Linked DNA regions of Homo sapiens: region 1 is linked to region 2. A link is a loop called in an ENCODE intact Hi-C map of the cell type or tissue named here. Cell type or tissue: pancreas. All regions are shown on one strand. Links, peaks and the distances in the headings refer to the core of each region. The heading gives the core; the rest is flanking DNA.

Region 1 (5,376 bases), core at 196-5,195, 56 kb after region 2:
GTTTTTGATGAATTCAGATTTACCAAAACACTTTGAGTCTCAGGTACCCATGGCCTGTTTAAATGAACACATGTAATAGGCAACTGATATGGTTTGGCTCTGTGTCCCCACCCAAATCTCATCTTGTAGCTCCCATAATTCCCACGTGTTGTGGGAGAGACCTGGTGGGAGATGATTGAATCACGGTGGCGGGTCTTTCCCATGTTGTTCTCAAGATAGCGAATGGGTCTCACAAGATCTGATGGTTTTAAAAATGGGAGTTTCTCTGCACAAGCTCTCTCTTTGCTTGCTGCCATCCATGTAAGATGTGACTTGCTCCTCCTTGCCTTCTGCCATGATTGTGAGGCCTCCCCAGCCATGTGGAACTGAAAGTCCATTAAACCCCTTCTTCCCAGTCTCAGGTATGTCTTTATCAGTGATGTGAAAAGAGACTAATATAGCAACTGAGACAGGGCCTGGAATTTGAGAGAGGGGTTGATCCTAGAGAGATAATTTGGGATTCATCAGTACGTGGGTTGAAGCTGAAGATTTGGATAAGGCCATTCATCAAAAAAGTGGGGGTCACCAAAGTGACATGAGATGGACACTTTTTGGAGTCCCTCCACCTATTTGTTCTCAAAGGGCACAATCCACGTGAACCACCTCTTTGTCCAGGGTACAAGGGGTAGAGAGTGAGTTCACTGCCATTTGATTAACAGTAGTCCAAGGAAATCACCAGGGGAAGAGCCCCAGGCCCAGGGTCAGGGAGAACACTTGCCATTATGCTAAAAAAAATTAACCCAAATTAAAAAAATTAATCCCCAGAAAATTAGGAAAACAAATCAGTAGAACAAAATAATTTTCCACGTAGAAAGACATTAATATACTTATTTCACTATATCCAAAGTTACATCAGTGATTGAATGCTTATTTAAAAAAAAACTGTGTTTAAATTTATGTACAGTAAAAATTAGTTTCAATTTTTAAGGCTCCCTTTTTCCAGCTTTCATATAATGATCAACTATGTAATAACTAGAGATAAGTCTGTTCTAAAATCTATCTTCTGTAAAGCAAATAATTATTCAATCTCTTCAAAAGACAACACTATTATGATGATGAAGATAACGTCTCTTTTCATTAAAAAAAGAGAAAAAAAAGCATCACATGTAGACTAGAGTGTTTGCTCTCCAGTTCGAGTTGAACTTTCAACTTTGCTGCAACATGGTCTATTGAATCCTGGCTCTGTCCACATTAAACTGTCATTTTGTTTTGCCAGCTGCTGACATTCCACTTTCTCTGGAATACACACACTGGTCTTTATGTGGTCACTTCATTGACAGGTGCAAACACTGGACTGATAATAGATTGATGTGAAAATGAGTGTTAATATTAAAATAAAAGTAATTAACTTCCTAAGTAGGAAAACACAAACACAAATTAAATAATTGTAAAGATAATAACATACTGTAATTTAACAAAATGTGTGTTTTTTTTGAGACAGAGTTTCACTCTTGTTGCCCAGGCTGGAGTGCAATGGCACAATATCAGCTCACTGCAACCTCCGCCTCCCAGGTTCAAGCAATTCTCCTGCCTCAACTTCCCGAGTAGCTGGGATTACAGGTGCCTGCCACCACCCCTGGCTAATTTTTTTGTACTTTTAGTAGAGACGGGGTTTCACCACGTTGGCCACGCTGGTCTTGAACTCCTGATCTCAGGTGATCCACCCACCTTGGCCTCCTAAAGTGCTGGGATTAGAGGCATGAGCCACCACTACTGGCTGTGATTTAAAATAATTTATTATAAATATTTCTCATTCTCTTTTGAATTTGTATATACATTTATAATTAAAAATTCACAAAATTAAGAAATAAAGGTTCATTTATAACGGAAGTTATGATTCTTAAATTTGCTTCCCATTTTTAAGCACTTATATCATATTTTTAAAAATTTAACAAATATACTATTCTAAATTAGAATAGTAGCCAGGGTTTGTAATAACAGAAGAAGCAAATTATGTTTATTAACTGCCGTAAGATTAACTACATTCCTTATCATACCCTCACATCTCTGTTTTCTTTTTCTTATCAAGAGTCAGTACATTTAATTTCCACAAACATCTCTCTTATGAAACTTTAGTCATTTTCTCTGGGCTTAATGAAAGGTACTTTGCCTTTTACCTCTATACCCTTTAAATCGTCGAATATATTTATATTACCATTAAAGTAGTCTTTCTGACTCATCATGATGAAGAATGATTTTTCCTCTTTAAAACCTCAATCACTTTGACTTTCATATTAACATTTTTTAACCTGCCATGCAAATAACTACTTTTGAACACCAGTAATGTGCCAGTGGGTGGGAAGTGGCCAGGGAGAGGAGGGGCTAATAGAAACACACGAAACAAGGACCAACCTCATGCACCTACAATTTGGAGAGAAGAGGCTGAGAATTGGGAACACGGAGAATAAAATATGAGGCTGTGTGCTGAAACAGTAGTCATGACGGGGGCCAAAAATCAAAACAAAACATTTATCTACATATATCACTTGTGAATTTTCTTCTAACAAAATTGTTAAGGTAGGCAAATCTTTCAAAAACAGGACAAGACTTTCTTCATTTGATGTCCCCAAAGGTGCCATTCCATGTTTGCCAAAGGGCTCGGAGGCATCTTGGTAGAATGACTGGGCTGTGAAGCCATACAGGATTTAGGCTGATCCAGGCTATATGCAACTCTCAAGCATGTCTCAAAGGTTCAGAAGGCCACAAAAGTCTGTCTGGGTGTGGCTTCCTCACCTGGCTCTAGAACATCCTAGACCTTGTGTTCATGTGTTCATGTGTTCATGTAGGAAGTCATCTATGCAAAAGCAGAATACACATCTATTAAACTATTCACTCCAAAAACTTGTGACAAGGTCACTTCAGTGATAGGAATGTATCTATTAAATATGATGAAGCCATTGTTTATAACCGAAAAAAAAAAGAAATAATATCTCAGGAAGGCACTGGTAAATTGACACGAATTGGTTATGTAAATTGTGCTACTTCTGTGGGGCGAAATACATACAGCACATATAATGGATTATCTAAATTCAACGGTATGGAATGATGTTATCCACATCCTGTTGACATAAAAATCTGCATCAAGACTTGTCTGGAAGGGTGGTAATGAGAGGTTTTCAGTGATCATCTTTGGGTGGCAGGATTTTCTTAAAAATTTTCTTCTTTTGGCATTTCCTCATTGAGCAAATTTTGTATAATAAGTATGTTATCAGTTTTGTGAGTTTTTTTCTTCAAGACAGTTTGCTCCATGGCTCAGGCTGGAGTGCAGTGGCATGATCTTGGCTCACTGCAGCCTCCACCTTCCCAGCTCAAGTGATCCTCCCACCTCCACCTCCCAAGTAACTGGAACTACAGCTGTGCACCACCATGCCTGGCTAATTTTCGTATTTTTTTTAGAGAAGAAGTCTTGCTATGTTCCCCAGGCTGGTCTTGAACTCCTGGGCTCAAGCAATCCTCCTGCTTGGGCCTTCCAAAGTGCTGGAATATTACAGGCATGAGCTTCTATGTCTGGCCCTGTATCCATTTTATTTAAAAAATTGAGACTCCTGGCTCCCGCTTAGGAAGCAAAAAATGCCATTCCAACACTAAAAACAAGAAAAATCTAGATAAACTACAAAATCACAACTTCTCTTGAACCCATTAGAGAGCTGGGGTTACACCCAGGTAACCTAAATTCCAAAGAGGAACAATGCCCTCAGAGGAGAGATGAGAGCCATGAACAGTTCATAGGTCTCGTCTACAGCTGAAGAAGCACCATGCCAGCTTCAACACAAGCTTGTAAGAAGAATAAGCTAAAATATAAAGAACTTCTGAAGATCAAATGTTGGTGAGCGGGGCAGTCTGAAGTAGCTGGGGACACATGTTAAAAGTGGAGCTTGCACTCACTCACAAGTTTTTTTTTTTTTCCTGTCCCTTACCAGATACTCATGAGAAAAATTGAGGGCAGAGCAATTTTGAAAGGAGTCTCTGTTGATGGTGCAGACTTGAGGAGGGGATCAGCAGCTACTACAGGAAAATCACCTTCCTTGGGTCATTCTATCCTAGCATGTGAAAGTCTTAAGCCTCTGGGAGAGGGGAAGCAAACTGTCTGGCCAACCAGGCTCAAAGAAGGTGATCAGTGGTTGATGCTGTGAAGAAGTGTTAGGTATCAAATCCCATTTATTTCTCCCAGGCCACTCCTTTCTCAGAAGGAAAAGTTTTCAACTGCTGGGATGGGCAGCAGAGTCTCTTGCTCACAGCTCAAAAATGGAGATATATTATGTCAATGGGAAAAACAAAAGAAACAGGTTGCTCCCCTGGGAGAAGGGAATGGTAATTGTCTTGGACCTTCAACTCTATGCCAATACCAAGTGGAGGTGTCCTACTATTGCAGGAAGGACAGGAAACTCCTGCCCAAGACCAACTTCAGATACAAGGCGAGTGAACTGCCCCAGGGAAGAGGGGCAAGAATGCTGAGAAAGTCCACCGCTGGGGCCTGAGCACACAACACTTCTGAAAGTCTGAGTTTGGATTAGAACCACAGAGAATCTTCTCTACCTTCACTCATGGAGCACCAAGCAATAGCAGTGCACTACTGAGGCATGGATAAGAGCATAGAGGCAGATCTTCTCTATGGCACAGGTGGACAGGTTCTATAAGCTGAGGGTAGAGTGGTAGTCAGAGAAAAGCACTCTGTGACCCCAGCTCCCACTCTAGTCACATACCCACCACAAAAAGAATATCAAAACTGTTGCCTGGTGCAGTGGCTTACACCTGTAATCCCAGCACTTTGGGGGGCCAAGGCAGGAGAATCCCTTGAGCTCGGGAGTTCGAGAACAGCCTGGGCAATATGGCAAAATTCTATCTCTATAAAAAATACAAAAGTTAGCTGGGCATAGTGGCATGTGCCTGTAGTCTCAGCTGCTTGGGAGGCTGAGGTGGGAGGATGGCCTGAACCCAGGAGACAGACGTTTCAGTGAGCTGAGATCACAGCACTGCACTCCAACCTGGGTGACAGAGTCAGACTCTGTTTTTTTTTTTTTAAATAAAAGACTGTGGTCTAGTAGAGGTAACCATAGCAACAAGCAAACTCAACTCAACTTTGGTTAGATTGGCCCAACCTGTCACAGTAGTCATACACATCCCCCCCACACATATATGTATACACACATATGTGTATGGGTGTGTGTATGTATAGTCTCATAAGAGACAGGTTATTTCAATGTGTGAATACAATTTATTTCAATCTCTACTATTCTACACATGATGTGCAGCATTCAATCAGAAATATGAGGCAGCTCGCTGGAACAGGCTGGATGGTGCCAGCCACGTTAGGTGGTTTTACCATGTGGCCTCTGG
Region 2 (5,376 bases), core at 207-5,206:
CGTCCAACTTTTAAAAAAGATGCATATGAAGATAATTGAGTAAGCCAAACTCCTGGATGGCTATGGAGAATCTTTGCCCAGCCCGGCCCTTCTGAACACCCATCATCCCCTGCACTGAAACCCAGCCTGGGACCACCAGGGGAAAGAGTTTAAAGTCTGCCCTGGCTGCCCTTGTCCATTTAGCATAATAAAGAAGCTGCAAGCCCAGTACAGGCTGAATTTTATGATCTCTATTGGAGAGCTGGTTAAATCATTCTCCACTGGTCCAGACTCCACTGCTAGCCATGGTCGGGGGAGGGAGCCCTGGAGTGGGCTTGATAAAGTCTTTGGAGAACAGAGGTGGCCTGGGGTGCTGCCTCTTCCTCTCCCCCAACATCTCACCCCCTCCTGCCAAACACACATCCTCAATTCTAGCCCATCTTGCTGGTCTCCATCCCAGGTTGCTGTATCTACCTTCATGGCAAAGTGCCAATGATTTCATTCAATAAAAGCCCCCTGTCCCCAGGCCTCCCTCCCTCTTCAATTTCTGGTGGGCTTTAGTGTTAGGGTCCTCTTGTGATTGTCTTAAAAGACATTGCATGTCAGAAGGAAGGTGGCTTTCTATTTTCAGAAGCTACAAAGCGGAGGCACCATTCCCATTCCTGTTCTCCCCTCCACCCCCTTCTAAAGAGAACTTTAGATTAGGAGGTGAGGTGCGAGTGGTGGGGTGACTCCAGAAGAGCAGAGGAGGAGAGAGGCAAAAAAAGGAGAAGCAGCCACTTCTGCACCTGGAGCTGGGCAGCCTCTGGAATGGAGCCCTCTTGTGATGCCTCCTCCTTCCCATGAAGGAGGCACTGTGGGTTAGTTAACACTCTCATAAAAAGTTGCATTCTGGAGCCTGGAAGTCCTGTAAGGCAGAAAAAGTGGGTGGGAAAGAAGGGGGTCCCCCCACCCCAGGCTGGGAGCAGAGCGCATAAAAGGCCTTGTTGGAACTCCTGTGAAATCGGCTGAGAATGCTTCCCAGGACCGCTCATCTGCCAGCCCCAGGATTAACGCCCCTCCGTGGAGAGGGTGTGAAGCCTCTTAAATCCATAAACTCATCCCATTTCCATTAATGGGCCTTTGCGGTGGCACCGAGTACCAGCTGCGAGGTTGAACAAACACCAGTTGAGTACTCCCTGGCGGACCTCTCTGGGAAGAGCCCTCACCCTCCCTCTCGCCCTCACCCTCCCTCTCACAGCCTTTCCAAAGCCTTCTGCAGCCTGTGGGAATGGTCCTAAATAATTCCACAACCAATTGCATTTTTGAGATCTGGAACCACTGGTAGGAAACGATTCCCACGACGGGATGTGAGGTCTGGCCAACAGGTGTTCGGATTTGGCCCAGGGAGATGGGGAAACCCAGGGAGAGAGACAGGGCTGCCAGAAAGCAGGCTGCTTAGGGGCCTCTCGGCTTTACAGGCCGTGGAAGCCACAGACAATCGAAATGATATCTTTATTGCTAGGTTCATGTCCTGGGCTATAACATATCAATCCCTGTCGTGGTTCTCTAGGATGCACCTGGTATTTCAAACTTGTTCTTTTTGTGCTTCTGGGTCCTGGGCTGCAGCTGCCTAAAACAAGCAAAGAGAGAGGCCCTTACAATGTCTCCAAGACGTGTTGGCATGGTTTGCCTGTCTTTAATGTACCATTAACTATTGTCTTTACACAATATGGGAACTGTAAAGCATGACATGTGTTATAATAAAACACATTTTCAATGATACACTTGGACTTGAGGCTGGGGTGCAGCAAACAAACAGGCCCAAATCTTGTTTTGTCTCTCTTGCTAAGCCTACTGGCAATTAAACTTAAGACCACTGTTTCCCCCCCCTCCTGATCAGCCAATTAAATTTTATGTCTCCTAATTTTTCACATAGAGAAAAGTCTCAGTGCTGGCCCCTAAAGACATTGATTTTCTTGCTATCACCTGGCGCTCAGACCTTAGTTCCATTTATCAAGAAGGGAAACGTCAGGCGTTACATAAAGTGACTCTGTTACCATAAGGCTCTCACCATCCTGGCCTATTGTTTTCCCTTGTTAATAACTCATTACCAGGATTTAACAAATCAACCATTACATATGTTTTGTGTCTCCATATTTTGATCCGTACGATTAAGCAGATGTTACGATTGAAAATTGAAAAGTCCAAGGCTACTCTAGTCTGAAAGAAAGAGGGCAGCCTCAAACAACGAGCTAACAATGAGATTCAGAAGATCTTCAGAAAAACATTTACCACCAATAAACAGACTCCAACCTGCTCCATTTCAACCATTGTGTGCTTTGGGGGAATAATTAAGTTTAATAGGAATAGGTCTGGAGGGTTTTCAATGCCAAGACCACAGGTGCGGGGTGGCATGATGAATGATTTGCCTGATTTTTGCCAAGCTCAAGGGCTCTTCTCTTGGACTTTTAAGCAGATAGAAAATATTGTCATTTCTTTTAATTCACAGCATTACTTTCAAGCCGAACAAAGGCCAGGGCCGGGGGGAGGCGGGGGAAGGGCTCGGCTGTAATGAAGCGCCTCTAAGGCGGAGGTGCTGCCGTGGAGGCTGAGGCGGCGGCGGAGCGCGCTGCTGCGTTTGTGCGCAAGTGACTCTCCTGTGCCACACACAAAAGGCCTCCCTCTTCCCACCTTCTGCCGCCTTTCAGCCCTCCGGCTCCTGCCGAGCCCGCTCCTGGGACTCTGGGGGGGATCCTGGCTGCATCCCCAGGGCAGCCTGACCTTTGGGACATCCGCCGCTGCCAGGGCAAACCTCGCCAAACTTTCCCCAAACTCCGCAGGCCGGGGAGGGACCCTGGCCGGAGGCGCGCATGCGCCCCGCCCGCTGCTCCGCGTTCCCAGGGTTCCGGAGAGCCGGGGTGGAGTCGGACGAGTGTCCCCGGAGGCCCGCCTAGCCCTTGCTCCCAGGGGCATTCGGGACTCCTGTGCTGCCTGTCTTCGCTTGAGGCTGGAAGTGGCTGCCCGACGCCTTGCTCTCCGCAGTTCTGCTATCTTTGCGCATGGAAGTCTCCAAGAGGGGCTCCAGGAAGCAGCGAGCAGGGAGGGGAGCGAACGGCCAAAAGGAGATCCGGGGATGGGACCCCAGGCTTCTTCGGAGGAGGCCCGGGGCAACTACGCCCCGCGGCCGGGAGGGAAGCCCTCGGGCGGCCGCCTGTAGAGGGCCCCGTGGCCCGGGGCGCAGGTTGTGGCGAGCTGGTTTTTGCCTCTGGGCCGAGGCGCCAGCGCTAGCAGCGACAGCAGCGGGGGGCGCAGGTTTCTAGCCAGTCCCCACTTTCGGACCTCTGGGGGTCTGCCCTTGCTTCTCGGGGAGTCTTGGCCCTTGACTGATCCCCGCAACTTAAGGCCAATCCCATCCCTAGCTGGCCGGCACCTGTTCCAAACAACCTGTTGCGCTGACATCGCTTTGGAGAGGCGCCGGCGCTTTGCTGGTGGAGGCGGGTTGTGTGGAGGCCCCAAGCCTTCAGGAAATAGTTTAGGGTTCCGTTGTGGTGAGAGGCACCCCCTCCCCGCTTCCTGTGGCATGTGGGGTGTTTCACCTCTGCCTGTGTCCCAGGAACCCAAGGCGTCCTGGGCACCTCTGCACCTCGCCCACTCTAGGGACTTCTCATGTAGAGCTCGGCAGTTTGGGTGGATTAGACAAAGATGAGGATTAGAGACACACCGCCGGCTAATTAAATGGGCTCTTCTCCTCTCCTCGTCCCCTCCCCGCAACCCGCAGCCAGATAGGACTCTTCGGTTCCCTACCCCCACTCCTAGGCCCTATGTAAGTGCGGATGGAGAAAGCTAGTTACATTAGCCCTTCTGTCTTAGAGGTACCGGCACCTCGGGGCATTCTCGCTCTTAAAGATGCGTTTTCTGAATTATTTCTAGTTTTACAATTTCTCTTCGGTGACTGCACAGGATCCCTTCTAGCTCTTTTCCTGTTGGAGTCGCTGGACGTCTCCCAAACAGCTAGTTAGTCGCCTATCTCTGGAGCGCAGGCCTTCGGAATTGGATTCAGGGTATGAGTCTAGCTAGGGGATGTTTCTAGAAGTTTTATAAAATCCATTTGGGCAAGCGTTGGCATTCGGATTTTAAAAATATAGACGTGCACTGGCATTGGGCAACTCAAAAAAAAATGTGTCTCCTGGCGCTTGTCAGTGACATGCTAATTACAAATTTTAAAACAAGCCACTTCTAAGCGAAGGACGCCTGGCTGCAACCCCACAACTCACACCGGTGCATATAATAAAATATTAGGGTTCAACAGTTGGCATATGTGGCAATAGCAAATGTGACACCTCGAAGCGATTATCTGGAAGTTTTTCCGTACTTTTGAAAATACACTTGCCGCCTCATTTCTCTGATGGCCGCTCAATAGACACTGGGAGATGGTAGCTGGGCCACCCCTCCCAAGAGTTCTTCTTGCGTGCAGCGCTTTCATCCAGGGCTTGAATTGTGTTGTCAAAGTTTAGCAGACAAGAGGAGGGGGCATGAGAACGGGAGGGTGTCTTGAAAAGTCTTGGAAATCGGTGTATTTTGCAGGTGTAGAAGTGCCTAATAACCATGGCTAGTGCGCGCTCCCCAATGGCGAGGGTATGACAGGGACAGCTGGCTCAGTTTTCAGTGTGAAAACACCCCCTCGGTGGACCAAACACAACGACACTGACCTTTCTTCGGGGGGAACCAGGGATGTGCCTTTGACTGAATTAGCCATAAAGACGTCTTGCTATGACTTTTGTTCCCCACGAAAGCAAAGAAATATTGCGTTTAATATGAGAAGTACTGTTCACAGCTTTTCCGTGCCCCTTAAGAAATATTACAGTGCTGATTTACTGGCCTTCTTCTACCGAGTTGGCCCCAAGGGCGGCTGGGGGTGGTGGGGTGGGGACGGGGCAGTGAGGACAGAGGAGGAGGCGGAGTCAGAGAGCTAAAGTGCCTGTTGCCTGTTTCCAAAGTTCTCTCTTTGCAACAGCAAATTTATCAATCTTTTCATCTGACAATACTTTGAAATATATCATTGTCATCTAGAGTTGTTTGATAGATTATCTGCAGGCACACAGCCTTTTTCAAGGTCAAGTTGAAGATTCTTGTTTGCTGTTTAACTGGGTTGTTTCAAAACTCAGAACAATGCCTGCCTGTTAAATTTTCACTTGTTCTCATGGGGCATTCGAAAGCAAGTTTTCCTATTGACCAGGTCTCTGGACATTTCATCCTCTTGAGCTAAATTCAGCAAACAAGGCTTAGGAATGAAATCAACAGAAGAAGAAATGAGATTTAACTTAGCATTTGCAAATGCCAGAGAGATTAAGTCGTCTTTCATATCTGCTCAAAGTGTGTACTAATTTTTGTCTGCATGTTGCAGGCTGGTTATGG

Evidence for each region. Peaks named below come from ENCODE experiments on the same cell type or tissue, not always from the same donor. Only the 100,000 strongest peaks of a DNase experiment are listed, where the experiment ranks them.
Region 1: a loop joins it to region 2, with 2.1 times the contacts of the local background. A loop is called at or near these places in 2 of 110 quality-filtered maps.

What each region holds. Positions count from the first base shown.
Region 1 is chr10:23,252,752-23,258,127 of GRCh38, forward strand. The region is part of intron 10 of C10orf67 (chromosome 10 open reading frame 67); the gene reads right to left. Among named protein-coding and RNA genes, the nearest start is that of PTF1A, 63 kb to the left of the region's middle. In pancreas, for the core only: no CTCF peak of the experiment used is centred there; no DNase peak of the experiment used is centred there.
Region 2 is chr10:23,196,345-23,201,720 of GRCh38, forward strand. No RefSeq gene overlaps it. Among named protein-coding and RNA genes, the nearest start is that of PTF1A, 6.7 kb to the left of the region's middle. In pancreas, for the core only: no CTCF peak of the experiment used is centred there; DNase peaks (open chromatin) are centred at 2,857 and 3,327; H3K4me3 peaks cover 2,356 bases; H3K27ac peaks cover 5,000 bases.